Linked DNA regions of Homo sapiens: region 2 is linked to region 1. Evidence: chromatin contacts called from ENCODE Hi-C or POLR2A ChIA-PET data. All regions are on one chromosome and are shown on one strand. The core of a region is the stretch at or near the end of the contact, and the rest is flanking DNA. Distances in the headings are between cores, read along the strand shown.

Region 1 (2,632 bases), core at 72-2,571:
ACAGACACTTGCTCAGATCCTGCCACTTCTGGGAAAGGCACAGCTGATGGGCCTCCTGCACTCCTCTCCACTGTTTAGAAGGAGGTGTTTCTTCCTCTGCATGGGGAGATGCTGTTTGGCGCCCGCTGGCAGGACCTGCCTTCCTTTACTGTTGCCGTGGAGCTGAGCAGAGAGAGCTGTCCCATGCTGCCTGACCCGCTGACAGCCAAGCAGAGCTTAGCATGGGCCGAGTCTCAGCCTCTGAATTGGGAAGAATTCAAAGGCTGCCAGGGCTGGGGGCAGAACACTTGATACCAGTGAACCAAGAAGGGAAAACTCTGCCTTAGGCTAATCATCAAACACAGCATTGACCTGGCTTATCAAATTTCAGTTAACAAGCAAATATGCTTAATCACTACTCATTTTTCTAGACAATGATGGCCCTTTCCCAGAAAATAGGACCCTAGAGTCATTCACTGTGTGACTCAGAAAAGCCCCTATTAGTGCTCAGATATAGGTCAAAGTCATTGTGCTGTGAAAAGCCACGCAGTTATCTGACGATAGAGGATGTCTGAGGATCATTAGCAGACTTAGAGATGACTCAGAAGATTCCATTTTCAGACGTAAGCGCCTGATGGCGGGCCTGACAGAAAGTCGGCCCCCTGTTCTCCCTCGTGAACTGGCCACGTATATTCCTAAGTTCTTGCCACTGAGTTCTTGAAAGCAGGCTCCAATGATGCTTAGTGGAACGGCAAGTTCCATCTTCCCTGACAAGACCCAGCTAGGTTTGGCAGATACTGTACTTCAAACCAGATCAGACAGCCTGGGGCTCCAGTGTCCGCTTCCTTCTGCTAAAAATAGAGGAACCACCCCTGCAGCCACGAAATGCTGAGAGCAGCCGACCCGATTCACACTGTGCTGCTTTGTGTTAGGCAAAGGGGTCAGGGCTAAGGAAGAGGGAAGAAAGATTTCTTACACGGACTCCATTTCCAAGTCTTCTTCTTCCTGAGAAAGTTGTAGGTAGGGGTTATCTGAAGCCGGACGGAATTTATACCCCGTTAGAACAAAGAAGACCAGTGTGGCCGTTTCATCCAGGAGCTGCAAGTTTAAAAACCACCCCAAAATAAAGAGATTAGCAACACTGTTCTTCAGAAAGCAGTGGAATTCAACAAACTGACATATTTCCCCACAACCCACCACTCGATGGTTCTTTACTCAGATGCCACTTCCTGCTACAGGGCATTTTCCTTAGACTTGCCGAGGCCTAAACGAGGAGTGTCCTGCCCAGGGCTGACATTTCCGAGGCTGTGCTCTGCTGTGCTTTCACCAGTCTTCATGGGTAGCTTTTAAGAGCTCACCACATACCCACTTCCTCCCACAGTGCCTACAGCACCCAGTGAGTTATTCAAGAAAAAAGTCATTTGGTGGCTTCCTCTAGTAGTTAAGCTAGTTCTAGTTTGTCGCAAAGATACTTATTATCGAAATAATAAAATGGGCAAAGAAGAAGGGCAGCCTGAATTCTAACTACTCAGCCCTGTAACTAAAGGAAAGGACCACATCTCATCTAAGTTCTAATGATTCAGGGCAAATCTTTCTCTACCTGAAGCTTTTCTCTTGACTTTTAAGACTGAAAACTAAAATCAAGAATGCAATTATTTTCAGATTCCTCATAGAATCCAGCAGCATTTCTGGACAAACAGATCATCTCAATTATAGGCCAGAAGAGATGGAAGGAGGCCAAGTGTGGTGGCTCACACCTGTAATCCCAGAACACTGGGAGGCCAAGGTGGGCGGATCACTTGAGATCAGGTGTTTGAGACCAGCCTGGCCAACACTGCAAAGCCCCATCTCTACTAAAAAAACAAAAATTAACTGGGCATGGTGGTGCATCCCTATAATCCCAGCTACTCAGGAGGCTGAGGCAGGAGAATCGCTTGAACCCGGGAGGTGGAGGTTGCAGTGAGCTGAGATTGCGCCACTGCACTCCAGCCTGGGTGACAGAGTGAGACCCTGTCTCAAAAACTAAAAAAAAAATTTTTAGTTAAAAAAAAGAAGAGATGGAAGGTCTTAGTGGTCATTCCCAGATAAATTAGTAACAACTGTTAAGTTACACTTCAAGACTTTATCCTCAGGCATAAATTCTCTGGCATTCTGCCCTGTGAGCAGCGTACCTGGTAGAGCCACTTCCACTGGAATGGAACAGCGAGTTTGAGGAGAAATGCAATGATCCTAGTGAAGTATATGTAACACACAATCTGCATGAGGAGGAAAGAAACAGGAAATCAGATCAACATTAAAATTAGGACACCACTTTAACAATTTGCTTTCACAAATGAACTAGGAAACAGAAAACAGAATCACTCAAAGAAAAGTATGTGACACTTACAGTGTGAATTAATACGTGCAGCGGAGAGACATGGCTACTCTGCTAGTTACACTTGAATTTCTTCTCTCTCTCCAGGTGACCAAGATATTGCTAACAGCCACACCCACCGGGAGCACAAGACACTTTAGTCAGGTTGTTCTTAACCCTTCCTCACCCTATCCACAGACATAAGCCCTTGATTTCAATCTCCAAAGATTTTATTTCTTATGCTCAGGCTTTGAGGAATATTTACCAGTAGTAATAGCAAAATAAAGCCACACAGGGAAA
Region 2 (2,632 bases), core at 49-2,548, 800 kb before region 1:
GCCCAGTCCCCTCAACCCACAGAGCCCATAAGCCCCCTGCCCAGGCTCTGTGCAAGCCTCTGCTGGATCCAGAGCCCACAGGACCCCGCCACCTTCAGCTTTCCATTTCCCAGTGCAAAGCCCCAGGATGTGTTTTTGTCATGCAGAACAGCTGCCTGCGTTGGGCTGGGTGCTCTTAGGAGATGGGGGTGGGCGGCAGGAGGGGCACTCACCTGGGTCTAACCTGGCCTGGCCTCCCCCGGAGGGAAACTTTCTTCTTCCTCCTTTCATCTGTGGAGTGTGGTCCCAGTCTCCCCAGGGGACTCCTGCCAGCCAGCTCTCTTAGGAAGTGAGGAGGAAGGGAGGTGTGCCAGCTTAGCAGAGCGCCTTGGCATCAAATCCCTTCCTCCTGAGCCGCCCCCCCCCCACCCGCCCGCCGCTTCCCCAGAACCCCCAAGGCTGGGGTCTCAGAGAAGGTAGCCTGGACAGAGGTCACCCTGTAACTGAGACACCACCGGGGGCTGCCTGCCGCCCTGCTGGCATGAGCTTTATCCTCCTTTTGGCCAAGGCTTCGTAGGCAGCCGTGAACCCTGGGTGGGCACTGGGGGTCACTCGAGGAACCAAGCTGGGTCCCTCCAGCTGGAAGCTCATGCGAGTGGTCAGTGGCAGAAGTGGGCTTTGAACCCAGGGCTCCCGGCTCAGGCCCCGGTCTCTCTCCTGCTCACTTGCCCGAGATGCCCTGTCTTGGGAGCTGGGGGCTCTGTGTGCATCCTCCCCATTCCGCAGCCCCCAGGGAGTGCACCCAGCTCAGCCACACCAGGACGGATGAATCAGCTCCAGCCTCAGGCATACCAGTTGGGCTGCTCAGCGCCCAGAGCCCCCCTTGTTATCTCGGGCAGATTTCTTCGCAAGGCACGTAAACGGCAGCCCATAAAAGCGAACAGTACTTCATCTTTAAGGTGATCTCTGAAGACTAATTCTCCTCTGCTGAGTGCCCTGTTTCATCTCCAAGCTCCGCTGTCCCCCTGCCTCTAGGGGACCCCCTGCGGCTTCCTCGAGCCCCTCCCCATTTCGGTGCCCTCTGCCTTCCCACCAGGGAGGGGCTTGGGTGGGAGGAGGGTGCAAGATAGGGCAGGGGTGTGGGAGTTGCAGAGGGGAGACGGATGACCTCTCTGCCACGCCAGCCCCAGCCTCGCCCGCCAGGGGACCTTAATGCTACACAGTCTGATGATGCAGCCCTGAGCTGCTCGGGGCAAGGTGTCTCCCGACGGGCTCCAGAAGAGTGCATGACAGGGACTTGGCTGCTGACACAGAGCTTTGTATATCAAACCCAGCCATACTTTAGGCAGGGAAGGAAATCATAGAACGGCCCAGTTAGCGGCCCTGGCACAGAGGCAGTTGAATGAATGAGTGAGTAAAAGAAGTCAAAGGCCACAACAATCTGTCTTGTAAGCACCCTAACGGGGGGAGCACAGAGGAGGAGCCCCTCCAAGCTGGGGGGAGTGGAGTAGAAACAGTCAAGGAAGGCTTCCTGGAGGAAGTGACAGCTAGCTGAGCCCTGAAAGAAGAGAATACATTAGGCCAGTGGAAAAGGAGGAGGGGAAGCAGATGCTTCTGGCTGGCCAAGGGAGCAGTTTGTGCAGAGCTGGTGGAGGGGAACTGTGCATTTGGGTCTGGCTGGAGTAAATTGTCTTGATGCGTGGAGCCCGGAATGGACGCGGCCCCCAAGAGAACTGGGCAGGCGTGGAGCACTGAGTCCTGGCAGCCGCATGACAATAGGGACAGGCCAAGAAACTCTCTTCCGCATCCTGACAACAAAGCAGATCTCTTTCCCGGGGGTCTGCATGTCCAGGCGCATGTCCCCTCCACCCCGTCCTCTTCGGGTGCCAAGTAGGTCATCCGGCAGGTCCTTGTGGAATTTGAATTTACAAAAATGATTCTTTCCTCTGCCTCATCTTCTAGGTAGTAAGACACAATGATGTAAGAGGCATCTGTCTCTGTTCAATGTATCACTAAGAAAGCAAGCAAGCTGTCAATTACGATTGTAAGATGTCCCCCCATGTTGGAGATGCTAAAACGTGAAAAAAAGAGAACATGCGTCCCAGCATTGACGACACACAGAAATAACACTTTGGGTGGAAAAAAATGTCCTCCAGATGCTGTGTGCACATTGATCATGGGATAATGAAAGCCACTAATATTTACTGTGCCAGCACAACGTGCCAGGCACGGCTCCAAGTGCTTTAATATACGAAGTCATTTCAAGACAAGTCTCAAATTCGGAAAGTTGAAAAGGTGGGGAAAATGTGTCTGAGAGTTGAGGAAATTCAATCATAGGAGGGGCCTGGCCCAGAGAGGAAGGCAGGAGGCTCGGGGCCTAATCCCAGTTCTGCTTTTATTTGCAGTGTGATTCTGGGAGAGCCCCTTGCCCTCTCTGGGCCTCAGTTTTCCCTTGTGTGTAATGCTCAGGGGCCATGAGCGAGTCTGCCCAGTGAATCTGGGCCTCCGAGAGCGTGTGCGGCCACGCTCTGGCACCTCCGCTCACCACAAGCTGTTCCTTGGTCCTGGCTTCTGGCCAACACAGTTTTTTATCGCGCCTGCCCTTCGTTTCCGTTTTTGTTTTTTGTTTTTTGTTTTTTGTTTTTTTGAGACG

The links. Hi-C counts contacts between places; a loop is a spot of excess contacts on that map. ChIA-PET counts read pairs that join two places held with the same protein, here RNA polymerase II (POLR2A). Pooled maps may share reads with other maps.
Region 2: a map with no recorded cell type shows a loop between it and region 1 (6-fold over the local background). The contact joins two enhancer-like sites. A Hi-C loop is called at or near these places in 1 of 37 single-sample maps with no recorded cell type and 2 of 50 pooled maps. POLR2A ChIA-PET finds 5 or more read pairs at or near these places in 1 of 52 experiments (A673).

What each region holds. Positions count from the first base shown.
Region 1 is chr9:130,127,085-130,129,716 of GRCh38, reverse strand. It overlaps GPR107 (G protein-coupled receptor 107), which reads right to left. Exons shown (of 18, transcript NM_020960.5): 16 at 2,151-2,234; 17 at 956-1,077. Among named protein-coding and RNA genes, the nearest start is that of GPRACR, 16 kb to the left of the region's middle. RefSeq lists an enhancer at 540-759. Within about 2 kb of position 1,321, at least 28 of the 41 ENCODE cell types and tissues checked have a DNase peak (open chromatin) inside an H3K27ac peak, as active enhancers do.
Region 2 is chr9:130,931,502-130,934,133 of GRCh38, reverse strand. All of the region lies in intron 1 of FIBCD1 (fibrinogen C domain containing 1), which reads left to right. Among named protein-coding and RNA genes, the nearest start is that of FIBCD1, 6.4 kb to the left of the region's middle. RefSeq lists an enhancer at 2,152-2,281. Within about 2 kb of position 1,298, at least 4 of the 41 ENCODE cell types and tissues checked have a DNase peak (open chromatin) inside an H3K27ac peak, as active enhancers do.